2 separate regions of the Homo sapiens genome follow, and region 1 is linked to region 2. The links are chromatin contacts, found by Hi-C or POLR2A ChIA-PET in ENCODE. All regions are on one chromosome and are shown on one strand. Each heading gives the region's core, a stretch centred on a gene start or an enhancer-like site at or near the end of the contact. The rest is flanking DNA. Distances are from core to core; before and after follow the strand shown. Region 1 overlaps PTGIS (prostaglandin I2 synthase). Region 2 overlaps KCNB1 (potassium voltage-gated channel subfamily B member 1).

The links. A loop is a pair of places that touch in the nucleus more often than their neighbours do. ChIA-PET counts read pairs that join two places held with the same protein, here RNA polymerase II (POLR2A). Pooled maps may share reads with other maps.
Region 1: a loop to region 2 is called in a map of gastrocnemius medialis, with 2.6 times the contacts of the local background. The contact joins two enhancer-like sites. A Hi-C loop is called at or near these places in 2 of 168 maps with a recorded cell type or tissue (endothelial cell of hepatic sinusoid and gastrocnemius medialis) and 1 of 50 pooled maps. POLR2A ChIA-PET finds 5 or more read pairs at or near these places in 1 of 52 experiments (H1).

What each region holds. Positions count from the first base shown.
Region 1 is chr20:49,522,794-49,529,613 of GRCh38, reverse strand. PTGIS (prostaglandin I2 synthase) reads left to right here. Exons shown (of 10, transcript NM_000961.4): 6 at 5,375-5,556. Among named protein-coding and RNA genes, the nearest start is that of PTGIS, 42 kb to the left of the region's middle. Within about 2 kb of position 1,318, at least 2 of the 41 ENCODE cell types and tissues checked have a DNase peak (open chromatin) inside an H3K27ac peak, as active enhancers do; they include gastrocnemius medialis, where a contact is called at or near this core.
Region 2 is chr20:49,416,969-49,424,149 of GRCh38, reverse strand. All of the region lies in intron 1 of KCNB1 (potassium voltage-gated channel subfamily B member 1), which reads left to right. All of the region lies in intron 2 of LOC105372649 (a long non-coding RNA gene), which reads right to left. Among named protein-coding and RNA genes, the nearest start is that of KCNB1, 62 kb to the left of the region's middle. Within about 2 kb of position 3,714, at least 9 of the 41 ENCODE cell types and tissues checked have a DNase peak (open chromatin) inside an H3K27ac peak, as active enhancers do; they include gastrocnemius medialis, where a contact is called at or near this core.

The sequences.
Region 1 (6,820 bases), core at 69-2,568, 110 kb before region 2:
TCATCATGCTACTCAGAATGGTGTGCGATTTCAAACTTAGGGAGTTTTTCATTTAATATTCTTGGACCATGGTTGACTATGGGTGATGGAAACCTTGGAAAGTGAAACTGGATAAGACAGGACTGCTGTGTATGTAAATCCACGAAAGAATGTTATTCAGCCATAAAAAGGGAGAAATCCTGCCATTTGTAACAATATAGATGAACTTGGAAGACAATATTGTAAGTGAAATAAGCCAGACACAGAAAATCAAATACCGCATTATGTCATTTATACGTGGGAGCTAAAAAAGTTGAATTCAGAGGAACAGTAGAACAGTGGTTACCAGGGCTCAGGAGGTGGGGAAATGGGGGTGTGTTGGTTGAGGGTATAAACTTTGAGTTATAAAATGAATAAGTTCTGGAGATTTAATATACAAGTATACAATGTATTGTATACTTGAAATTTGCTAAGAGAGTGGATCTTAAGTATTCTCACCATGCATGCACGTGTGAGTGTGCACCTATGTAAGGTGATGGATATGCTAATTAGCTTGATTGCAGCAATCATTTCACACCATATTTGTGTATCAAAACATCATGTTGTACAACTTAAATAAGAATTTTCCTTTGTCAATTATACCTCAGCAAGGCTGGAAAAAAATTAAGTAATAACAGTGGTAAGTCTCCTTCCTTTTCTTGTCACATCCCCTTCCACCAATTCCCACTGCTCATAATTGATTAGTTTTATTAGTTTCAAATGGATCCTTCTAGAGTTCCTTCACACAAGTGCAAGTGAATGTGACTATATTCTTATTTTTCTTTTTTTCCACAAATGCATACTAAACACGTGGTTGCTGGCACTTTGCTTTGTGCTAACAATATATCACAGCAATAGATAACTCTTGGGTAAGGTTTAGTGTGTCCTCTACACTGCTCTAAGGGATATACAAATGTAAACTGATTTGATCCATGATCCAATCACTGCTATATATATATTTTTTTTGTTTTTGAGACAGAGTCTTGCTTGCTCTGTTGTCCAGCCTGGAGTGCAGTGGTGCAATCTCCGCTCACTGCAACCTCTGCCTCCTGGGTTCAAGCGATTCTCCTGCCCCAGCCTCCTGAGTAGCTGGGACTACAGGCGCCCACCACCATGCTTGGCTAATTTTTGTATTTTTATATTTTTGTTAGAGATGGGGTTTCACCATGTTGGCCAGGCTGGTCTCGAACTCCTGACCTCAGGTGATCTGCCCGTCTCGGCCTCCCCAAGTGCTGGGATTACAGGAGTGAGCCACTGCACCCAGCCCACTGCTATATTTTTATCCTGTGTTTTTTGCCAGGCAGGACAGAGCAGGATGGCACAAGATTTCAACACACTACTCAGAACAGCATGTAATTTAAAACTTATGACTGTTTATGTCCGGAATTTTTCATTTAATATTTTTGGACCATGGTTGACCATGGGTAACTGAAACCTTGGAATTCAAATTCTTTTGTATTTTGAGTATCACTCTGTCACCCAGGCTGGAGTGCAGTGGCTCCATCTCAGCTCACTGCAACCTCCACCTCCCGGGTTCAAGTGATTCTGCTGCCTCAGCCTCCCAAGTAACTGGGATTACAGGTGCCTGCCACCACCCCCAGCTTATCCTTTTTTGTATTTTTAGTAGAGACGGGGTTTCACCATGTTGGTCAGGCTGGCTTCAAACTCCTGAACTCAAGTGATCTGCCCACCTTGGCCTCCCAAAGTGTTGGGATTACATGCGTGAGCCACTGCACCCGCCCAGAATGCAAATTCTTTGTTATACAACACTATCTTTGACTCATTTTTGCCAAATGACCTTCATATGCCTTTTAAAAAAATTGTGGTAAAATAATAAATAACATAAAATATACTATTTTAACCATTTTAATTGTATAATTCAGTGGCAGTAAATACATTCACAATGTTGTATAACCATGCCGTTATCTATTTCCAGAAACTTTTCATGATTCTAAACAAAAGCTTTGTGCCCATTAAACAATAATTCCCCACCTGCCTTTCCTCCCAGCCCGACATATCTTCTATTCTACTTTCTGTCTCTTCTATTCTACTTTCTATTCTACTTTCTGTCGAATAGTATACTTCTATTGTACTTTCTGTCTCTGAATTTCCTGTTCTAGGATTCTCATTATATGAGATTTTGGAGACAGAGTCTCTGTCGCCCAGGCTGGAGTGCAGTGTCGCCATCTCAGCTCACTACAATCTCCGCCTCCCGGGTTCAAGCTATTCTTGTGCCTCAGCCTCCTGAGTAGCTGGGATTACAGGTACACACCACCATGCCTGGCTAATTTTTTTTTTTTTTTTTTGTATTTTAGTAGAGACAGGGTTTCACCATGTTGCCCATGCTGGTTCTCTAACTCCTGAGCCCAGGAAATCTGCCCACCTTGGCCTCCCAAGGTGCTAGGATTGCAGGCGTGAGCCACCATGCCTGGCATATGCGTCAGAATTTCATTCCTTTTTAAGAGTGAATACATTGTGTGTATATACTGCATTCTATTTATCCATTCACCTATCAACCGACATTTGGGTTGTTTCTGCCTTTTGGCTACTGTGAATAATGCTGCTATGAACATTGGTGCACGAGTATCTGTTTGAGTCTCTGGTTTCAGTTCTTTGGGCTATATACCTAGAACTAGAATTACTGGATCATATGGTAATTCTTTAACTTTCTGAGGAACTGCTAAACTCTTTTTCACAGCAACTGCAGTATTTTACATTCCCACCAGCAATGCATAAGGGTTCCAATTTCTCCACGTCCTCACCATCACTTATTTCCTATGTTTTAAATAGTAGCCATCCTCATGGTTGTGAATGGTATCACACTGTGGTTTTTACATGCATTTTCTAATGACTAATGGTGTTGAGCATTGTTTCATGTGTTTATCAGCCATTTGTATCTCTTCTTTGGAGAAATATCTATTCAAGTCCTTTGCCAATTTTCAAATCAGGTTGTTTGTTTTTTATTGTTGTTGAGTCGTAGGAGTTCTTTTATATATTTTGGGTGTTAGACCCTTATCAGATATATTATTTACAAATATTTTCTCACTTTCTGTCAGCTGTCTTTTCATACTGCATTACCTTTTTTGCTTAATTATTCATTGATTGTGCAAATATAGAGTGCCTCCTATGTACTCAGAACTGCTGTAGGCACAGGGGAAAAGTGGAGAATGGTCCTGCCTTGCTTTTTAAAGTCATCTGTAAACGCCGTGTTTACAGTGATATTCAAGATTGCAGTTGTGTGGTCAGACTTCAAAGAATGCCAGTTATTTCTAAAGCTGTGTTAAATTTCTTTGCCTCTTTTTTTAGCCATCCCATCAGATGATGCTTAGAAGTATCCAGAGTTGGCATCAACTGAGGTGGTTTCAACACTGCCCGCGCCCTGCAGGCCTAAACCTCTGGATGCCCAGTTCCCACGCACGTGATTTTGACATGATCAATCTGGGGTTGGCACCTGGGCATCCAGAGATTTAAGAGCTCCCAGGTAATTCTTCAGAGAGCCTGAAAAGTGGAGAAACATAGGAAGATAATGTATTTCAGTTGAACACTTAAGCTTATTGCTTTACATTGAAATGTCACCCGAAATGGTGACATTCATTTCAATGTAAAACAATGAGCTCAAGTTGAAGTCTAAAAGTTAAACATATTCAGCGTATTATTTGAAAATGAAGCCAACATACTTTAAAAAAAAAACATAGTCTACATTTTCGACCCTTTCAAATGCCCTGTGAGGTGCAGCCAGGTTTAGAATCGCTGGTGGGGCGAGTCTTCCTGAAACACGGCTTGTGGTTCAGAAGAGTCAGTGAGGGAGTTTCCAATACTTTGAAACTTCAGAGCAATCCAAAATGACTCTCACTTTTCCAAGGGGTGATTTCGGAGAAAACCAAATTTTATATTTTATATTTTTGTTTTAAACTTTATATTTGTGCATATAAATAGCATTACCGTGGAGCTTTAAAACAATGTATATTAAGGCTCATGTATGGTTCATGAAAATATTTTAAAAAAAAAAAAAGAAGTAGAAAAGAAAACAATATCTAAATAGTGTCATTCTTCAGTGCCCGGCTTTATCCCCTTACCAGTCTGCCCTTGGGAACTCTCTGTGTCTGTAGGTAAAATGTACTAACTCACTTTCACTGCTGTATGTTTCCAGAACATAAACACACCATTGTCTGTTTAATGGTGATGCACGCTAGTGATCTGTGGGCCAAAGTTGACCTTCAGAGATGCTTCTGTGGTCTGCACAGTGATTAAAAACTTTTTACTTGGATGCTAACCTTAAAAAACATCAGAAGGTTATACATAATTGTCTGGATTATCAGCTTCCTTTGAAAGCACAGGCCTTCTGGCCATGCTGGGGTGTTTCCCTCTCCTGCCGAGGGCTGGTTGGTGGGCTAAGTGCCATGGCCCCTTTCTGGCCCGTCTCTCTTTTACTTGGCCTGCCTTCTCTGGAGTGAGTTGAGTTTGAGACTCCAGCCCAATCTGCCAGTTAGGTTGTTGCTGATGTCTTTCTGTGATTGCTGCTGTGCTGAGCCTGCTCACAGTGGCCTCCTCCTCATGCACATGGGCTGGCATTGCTCTGGGGTTGGACCCTGGGGAGGGAGAATGCTGCTCAGTGTTTAGTGTTCCTTCTCCTGCTCTGGAAAGAACTACCATTTATTTAATGCATGATATAGTTTTGCTGTGTCCCCACCCAAATCTCATCTTGAACTGTAGCTCCCATAATTCTCATGTGTTGTGGGAGGGACCCAGTGGGAGATAACTGAATCATGGGGGTGGTTTCCCCCATACTGTTCTCCTTGTAGTGAATAAGTCTCATGAGATCTGATGATTTTGTAAGTGGTTTCTCCTTTTGCTTGGCTTTCATTTTCTCTTGCTTGCCGCCATGTAAGATGTGCCTTTCACCTTCCACTATGATTATGAGGCCTCCCCAGCCACATGGAACTGTGAGTCCATTAAACCTATTTTTTAAAAAATAAATAAATAAATAAATTACCCAGTCTCAAGTATGTCTTTGTCAGCAGCATGAAAACAGACTAATACAATGCATATTTATTGAGCACCTGCTACGGGCCGGGTGATGGGGACATAGAGGTGATTGAAATAGATCAGGCTCCCACCTGCAGGAGACAAGACCCCTTGCTTCTTTTTACTGGGGGTAAGACAGATAATAAGCAATTTGGTATTGAAAGGGCTTCCTGCTGTGGGCCTGTCCTGCAGCTTCTTTCCCACAGGAACTCCCCACCCTCAATGAGTGACATTCAGAAGACCCTTGGCCTCATGGGAGGTCATGCCTGGCCAGCCCTGGGTGTGGGATGGTGAATCTGTAACCCCTACTCTCTGTGCTCTGTCCCTGCAGGGGACAAGGACCACATGTGCAGTGTCAAAAGTCGCCTGTGGAAGCTGCTATCCCCAGCCAGGCTGGCCAGGCGGGCCCACCGGAGCAAATGGCTGGAGAGTTACCTGCTGCACCTGGAGGAGATGGGTGTGTCAGAGGAGATGCAGGCACGGGCCCTGGTGCTGCAGCTGTGGGCCACACAGGTGGGTGTGAATGTGCAAGTGGGTGTGTGCAGGTGTGCATGTGTGGTTGCGATATGAACGCATGTGTGTGTGCATGTCTGTGCACCTGTGCAGGTGTGCACATGACTATGCCTGTGTGTGCATGTGTATGTAGGTGTGCATTTGTGAGTGTGTGCTGATGTGAGTGTGGGTGTGTGCACACATACCCACTGCCCAAACCAGTTCCCTGACTTCCTTTACTGTCAAATAGCATCACGAACAGAAACATTCATTCGGTATTCTTTTCTTTTTTTTTCTTTTGAGACAGAGTCTCGCTCTGTTGCCCAGGCTGGAGTGCAGTGGCTCGATCTCAGCTCACTGCAACCTCCGCCTCCCAGGTTCAAGTGATTCTCATGCCTCAGCCTCCCGAGTAGCTGGGACCACAGTTGCCTGCCACCATGCCTGGCTAATTTTTGTATTTTTAGTAGAAATGGGGCCAGGCTGGTCTCAAACTTGACCTCAAGTGATCTGCCTGCCTCGGCCTCTGGAAGTGCTGGGATTACAGTGTGAGCCACCACGCCCAGCTTCTTTTTGTTTTTTGTTTTTTGTTTTTGTTTTTTTTTAATTTGGAAAAATGTTAAATTTATAGAAAAGTTTAATAAATAGTTTAATGAACTCCTATATATGCCTCACCTTGATTCCCCAGTTTTAAACATTTTACCACCTTTGCTTTCTCTCTCTCTGTCTCTCTCTCTCTTATGCTCTCTTTTCCCCACTGGGATTATTTTATTGAAATAATTTGGGAATAAGTTGCAGATATCATGCTTTTTTATCCCTAATTGCTTGAGTGTAAGCAAGAACATCTCCTGCATGACCACAGTACAATAACCAATTTCAGGATAATGAGCCCAAATACATGATCATTATCTAATAAACAATCTGTATTCCAGTTTTGCCAGTTGTCTCAATAATGTCCTTTTTGGTTCATCTTGGTCCAGCATCCAATCCAGAATCACACGTTGCATTTAGTCATTCTGACTCTTCTGTTTTCTTTTCTTTTAATTTTTTTATTTTTTTGAGATGGAGTCTTGCTCTGTCGCCAGGCTGGAGTGCAGTGGCATAATCTCGGCTCACGGCAACCTCTGCCTGCTGAGTTCAAGCGATTCTCCTGCCTCAGCCTCCTGAATAGCTGGGACTACAGGCGCATGCCACCACGTCCAGCTAATTTTTTGTATTTTTAGTACAGATGGGAGTTCACCATGTTGGCCAGGATGGTTTTGATCTTTTAACCTCGTGATCCACCAGC
Region 2 (7,181 bases), core at 2,465-4,964:
CACAGCAGCAGATCTGTGTCTCAATGGAGGATCCCAGAGCTTAGGAAACCTGCAATCTTATAAAGGGGCTATTGCCAAACCTGTCTAGCCTTTGCCTCAGATAGAGACATTATTGTACTGGTTGGGAAACAACTCTATCCTCTTCTTTCTGCTCCAGAGAGAGATATTGTCTCTGTCCTCCAAGTGTGTTTGCTACACAGATGTCCTTGAGATGATAGTCTAGAACAAAGGTCTCAGTGTCTTTTGAGCTGAAGACATGCAGACCTTGGAGAGACCCATGGAGAATTATCTCCCAATACCACTTCAAAGGGCTTCTTGGAGGAGCAGATGGGTTCATACCTGTAACATGCTCTGTATAGTTGCCTGGCATGTGCCTGGCACTTAATCAGTGTTAGCACTTGTCATTATTACTCTCAGCTTTTATCACTTGTCAGCTAGTAGGAACTCAGAGGCCTCCTGTTCTGGGATTTCCCCAGTTAGGTGACTAAGAAAATCACAGCTTCTATCCTTTCCAGCCAGTACATATCCATTTATCTCCTATGCCCCATGAAGCTCTAACAACTCCACCCTCCACCCCTTGTCCCCTCCCTCTGACTCCCCTCTGTTCTTTTTTTTTTTTTAAATAGCTTTATACCATAAAAAATTTTAAACAGCCTTATGGAACTTTATACCATAAAATTCATTCATTTTAAGTGTGCAATTCAATAATTTTTAGTAAATTTACAGCATTGTGCAGCCATCACTACAATCCAATTTCAGAACATTTCCAAAAGAAACCCCATGCCAATTTGCATTCACTCCCCACACCCCTTTCACCCAGGCCCAGGCAACCACCAAGCTGCTTTCTTTCTCTATGGATTTGTCTCTTTGGGACATTTCACGTAAATGGCATCATACAGTGTGTGGCCTTTTGCATCTGGCTGCCTTCACTCAGTATCATGGTTTTGAGGTCCGTCCATGGTGTGGCATGCATCAGTAGCTCACTCCATTTTATTGCTGAGTAGTATTCCTTTGTACAGGCATACCATAGTTTTTGTCCAGTCACCTTCACTGGATTCCTGAAAGGATATTCCAAGATCATGAGAATAAAAGCTCTTGTGCACCATCAAGTGTAGAGCAGACATTGACTGCTATTGCCCACATCACCCCTTGGAGCTTGTCCTGCCATCCTGGCCCCTTGGGGTGTTCTAGCTAACATAAAATAAGACAGATGGATACTTTGGCAGGCAGAGTTTTAGAGACTTTTAAAATCACATGACAAACCCACTTTGATGAAAAGCAAGCAAAGAACCAGTCCAAACCCTACTCCAACAAAAAGAGGCATTCACAGTTTTTTTTTAAGAGAGGGGATCTCAGGCTGGGCGCGGTGGCTCACACCTGTAATCCCAGTACTTTGGGAGGCCAAGGTGGGCGGATCATTTGAAGTCAAGAGTTTGAGACTAGCCTGACGAACACGGTAAAACCCCATCTCTACTGAAAATACAAAAATTAGCCAGGCATGGTGTCATGCACCTGTAATCCCAGCTACTCGGGAGGCTGAGGCAAGAGAATCACTTGAACCTGGGAGGCAGAGGTTGCAGTGAGCTGAGATCGCACCACTGCACTCCAGCCCGAGCAACATGGTGAGACTCCATCTCAAAAAAAAAAAAAAAAAGAGATGGGGTCTCATTCTCTTACCCAGGCTGGAGTGCAGTGGTGCAACCAGAGCTCACAGCACACTTGATCTCCTGAGCTCAAGCACCCCTCCCACCTCAGCCTCCCGAATAGCTGGGACTACAGGCATGCGCCACTGCACCCAGCTTCACAAAGATTTTGTAGGCTGAACTTCCCCTGTCTCTTCCCAGCTCCATCTCCATGGCAGCCCCACACAATAAATAAAACAGGAAAGGAATAGAAGGAGAGGTTTCTGATGCTTGCCTATAGAGCGGCCTTATTTCCTTTGATAGTCCAAGTAGGACGATAGCCACCAGGTAATTCCACATTCTGTGAAAAATATATAAGATCCTGAATTAAGGGAAAACATTTGTTCTCCACTTTTGCCACCTCCACCCTGGCCATAGAGGATCCCGAGGTGTGTTTGATTAGCAGAGGATTCTATCTCAAATAGGGAAGACTCCTAGACTGTTCTCAGCTATTCTCATTGACAAGGCTAGGGAGTGCCAGAGGGAAGTCAGCAGATGATGTTTCCTGACCTGATTTATTGGTCTTCCTTAAAATAACCCCAGGCCTCTCTGTTATTATTAAAATCCTACATCTGGATTGGGTTCCTGCAGGGCCCAGGAAATTCCTTCCCAGTTGGGAAGATGTTCTATTTCTCTACAGCCACATAACACACCACCCTCCAAAACTTAGTGGCTTAAAACAAAACATTTATTTGCTCGTGAATCTGCAGTGTGGGCCAGGATGGACAGGCCTGGTTCATTTCTGCTCTGCACACAGCCTCCACCGGGGCGGCTCAACTGGGGCTCACTTGCTCGCAGGGCTGGAAAGATGTTGCTGTCTGACAGTTCCCCTCCATGAGGTGGCTTGAGTTTCCTCACAGGAGGCATCTGGTTCCAAGAGTGATCATACCAATGAGCAGGAAGTGAAAGATACCAGTTTCTCAAGGTCTGGGTCCTGAAACTGGCACTGGGTCATTTCTGCCATATTCTACTGAACAAGCAGTTGCAGAGCCCAAACTCAAAGGGAAGAGACAAAAGCCTTGTCTCTTGATGGAGGAATGGCAGAGAATGTGGGGATTATGTTTTGAGACTCACATGGTTGGCAAGTCCATGGCATGTCAGTAGGCCAGAAGGTTTTGGAAGAAAATGCTCTGCAGGACTGTTACACCATAAGTGCTCATCCCAGAACAAGATATTTCTTAGAACTTCACATTGGCCAAAGTTGGTTTCGGCCAAATGTCACGTGGCCTAGCAGGCCAAATGTGAAGTGGTTCCCCAGCTTGTCTGTTCTCTGTCCTCAGGCCAGTGTCCCTACCCCCCACCTCCTTGAAGGGCTGTGCAGGAAATCCAGACCTTCTTGCCCAGCCTTGGCCACGTGTTTTCTCCGAACTGGGGAGACCCACAGGTGAGTCAGCAGGACATCATGCACATGGTGGCCTGGGTCCCGAGAACATCTGCTTTAATGGAGTCCAGAGAATGTTTCCAAACACGTCTTCCCTCTCCTCTCACCAAAGCTTTTAGGAGAAAATGTCCAGAGCTCTCTGGATGTCTTCCAGGAACACATTGACAATGAGTTGTAACCTCACCCTGAACTCATGGTGCTGCATGACTGGCCACCTTTGTTGTTTGGAAGACCTAGAATCCTTGTTTTTCTCAGGCCCTGATCAGCAGGGCTGTGCTTATCTGCATGGTTGTCTTAACAACAAATCACCAGTGCCAGTGTCCTCTGAGGATCTTTTCTTGGCTTCATGGTGAGAAGACCAGAGTTTGAGGGCTGACTTTTCCTCTTAGTGGTGAGAGACATTGGGCAAGGTATTTTACTTCTCTTAGCCTTGGTTTCCTTTTCTGGCAGGAAAGTTTGGAGCTCACAGTTTCCTTCAAGCTCCACATAGTTCTCATGGTGTTTGTTTGACTACCTTGAGGAAACAGAGTGTACCTTGCCTTCAACCACAAAAATACACTGACTAATGAGTATTGTTGCTACAGCCACCTGGACATGTGGCCATAAACTGCCCAACCCATGGTGTAATGCTGGGTTTGCCTTTCATGGAGAGAGAGATTCATGAGACATTTCAGAGGACTCTCTGTTGTCCCGGAGTCCTGAGGAGTCTGCCTGGAGACCTGGAACTCATTTGTTTGTTCTTTAATTTGTGTCTACTGTATGCCAGCCCCTTGCTAGGCATGAAGGACACAACAATACAATCAAGAAAAAGAACAAAGACCTGTGGCTCTTAAAGCTTGCATTCTAGAAGCAAAAGGAGAACACTAAAGAAATAAGAGACAAATATATAATATCACTGCATATATGCAAAATGTCAGGAGTAAGGGGACTGGTATTCATGGGGTGTGGGTGCCATTTGAAATAGAGTGGTCAGGGAGAGCCATTCTGGGGATGTGAGATTTAAGCAGAGACCTGAAAGACACAAAGAAAGGAAACAGGCCTATATATGGGGCTGGAGTGTTCTAGGCAGAGGGCACAGCAAGTGCAAAGGCCCTGAGGCCAGACCATGCCTGTTGTGCTCCAGGAACAGAGGGGAGGCCAGCATGGCTGGAGGGGAGTGAGCAAGGGGAGGAGTAAAGGGGATCAGGCCAGAGAGATACGGAGGGGCCAGGCCCTGCAGAGCCTTGTGGGCTGTTCTAAGGACTTTGGCTGTTGTCCTCAGTATGCTGGGAGATAGGGAGGTGTTTTGAGCAAAGAAAAGTGCCCTGGTCTGGCTTAGGTTCTAACAGGATCCGTATGGATGAATCTGGAGAATGGACTGTGTTTTATTGTACGGGCCAGGATGGAAGCAGAAAGACAGTGAGGAGGCAACTACAATCATTCAGGTAGAAGAGGATGTGGCCTGGCCCAGGGCAGATCTCTGGGGGTGGTGAGAGGTGGGCATGTTCCAGGTGCCTCCTGCAGGCAGATCTGGAAGGTCTTGCTGATGTGGTAGATATTCTGAGACTCCCTGTAGCTGGTGGCTCAGCGAGCCTCCCCCATCACCAGCCTCAGCAGGACAGTCTAGACTAGAGTCATCCGCCTCTGCCCTGCACTCTGCCTGCCTGGTGATGAGGGGCCTCTCCCATCCATGCCGTGGGCACTGAGGCACCGAGCTAGGCCCACCCCTGGCTTCCCCAGGTGGTGAATCAGAGGGAGCTCTGGATTGGAGACTTTTACTCTATGCATGACACTCCTTAGCTCTGTGACCTTAGACAAGTTCCTTCCCCACTCGGAACCTCAGCTTTCTTGTCTGTAAAGTGGGAATAATGAAACCAACACTGCTACCTCCTAGGGTGGCTGGGAGAATCAAGTGAGATACAGGCTGGACACAGGGTTTGAAGCCAGCGCAGGGGGATGGTCATGAATGAGTTAAGCGTGTGTACATTATTAATAGTATCATTTCATCCTTTCTACCATCTCATGGGCTGTTGGGAAACTTTAACGTCGATTCAGATCAGGCCATGGCTACACTAAGTCAACATCTCTCACTTTGATTTAGTGGCTAAAAAGCCTGGGCTCTGGAATTGTTCAGAACTGGGTAGCACTCCTAGCTCGGCGCTGTGAGATGCTGTTTCCAGAGGAGACAGCTTAAAAACCACAGACATTCCCCTCCAGTCCGCAGCAAGACCAGCTTCACAGGGTGGGAATTTTCTCTTGCCCATGTTCAGCAGATCTACATCCCCAGGGGTAGGCCTGGCCCTGCCTCTGTGCCTTGGTCAGCCTGTCCCCATCCCCTGGGAGCACCTAAATTGGGACTGTGGGCTGCTGTTCCTCCTGAGAACTCGGGTTTACTGTCCCTGTTCTCGGGCCTCCCTTGTCTCTTTCACTCCCTAAGGAGAATTGGGACAGGGTCCCTCCAGCGGAGAGAAGCCTGGAAGACTTCTATTTTTTTGAGACTCCTGGAATATTAATTTATAAAGAAAACAACAACAAAATGAAGACATCCCTAAAGTTGCAGTACATTTAAGATGTAACATTGAGCAAATCGTGACAACCTGCATAAAATCACAACATAATATAAATGTGTAACTCACATAACTCACAAGATAACCCCAGGATTTATTCGATTTGTTTATATATTCGTATTTTAAACCCATGGCATTCTCTAGGAGTGGTTCAGTAAGGGATGCAGGGGTAGTGTTGTTTGAGGAATGCAGTCTTTTTTCGTTGTTATCATTCTGTCCCTGTTTGTGTACCTAACCCATTTAGAGATAAGGTCAAAATTCTAAAAATACTGGAATGTCAGTTTTCTGAATAGCTACTATATTTCCCTAGTATGAAAGTCAAAGTGTTCAAAAGGGCACACAGTGAAAAGTTCTCTCCCACCCTGTCCCCCAGCCACCCCGTCCTCCTCCCCAGGGGCAGCCACTGTTACCAATTTCCTGTGATCGCTTCCACAAATAACATATCCATATATAAGTGAATGCATATATGTACATATTCTTTTTTCCTTGTTTTATTGAAATGGGAGTTTGTTATACATTCTGTTCTCGCGGTGCTTTGCTTGCTAACAGCATACCTCGGGGACTGTTCCCTATTTATGCATATTGAGCCATCTCTGTTCTTTTTACAGCTGCATAGTGTTCATATTTACAGCTGCATATAAATGACCCTCTGTTGAGTTAATTTTTCCCTGTTGATGGACATTGAGGTTGTTTCCAAACTTTTTGATCGAATAAACAATGCTGCAGTGAATAATCTTATACCTATATCATGAAAACTCTTGTTTAAGATCCTTAGAAGCCAGGCGCCTGGGTCCTGCCCATAGTTACATCTACTCAGGAGGCTGAGGCGGGAGGTTCCCTTGAGCCCAGCAGTTCGAGGCTGCAGTGAGCTATGATTGTGCTACTGCACTCCAGCCTGGGTGATGGAGTGAGATCCTGCCTTTAAAATAACAATAATAAAATAAAATAAAGATCCTTAGGGATTGTGAGGTCTGCAAGGAATGGCACTCCCTTTTGCCCACACCAACCCCTTCCTGGGAGCTGAGGCTTGAATGAGGAGGGCAGTCCCAGAGTGGGGGAAGAGCATTCCAGGCAGAGGGAGCTATAGTGCAAAGGCCTGGGGTAGAAATGAGCTCAATCTATGGGAGAACAGCAAGAAGGCCACTGTGGCTGCATGGGACCATGTGAGAGAAGGGTAGTAGGAGATGAGGTTAGAGAGGACTTTGGGGGACAGGTGAGATTTGGTGAGATGGGAGGGAATGAATGAATGAAGCCTCCAATACGATAAGCGAAAAAACATGATATTCCAAGAGATAGGCGTGGTCCTCCCCCAAATTTTGGTTGCTGGGAAGACTGGCAGTCCCTCCCCAGCTGGATCCCCTAGGCCTTTTGCCAGCATCACCTACAGAGAGGAAAGAGCCGTGGGCTCTGTCACAAGGCTGGGGCTCACAGCATCACAGCCCCCACCCCCTGCACCACCCCAATAGCTTCCTTCAGTGGACTTAGCTATGGCCTCTCCCAATACCCACGCTGGCCTGGGCCAATCACATTTCAGGTGGATGGGAACTCGCGGGACCACCACTTCAGCCACCT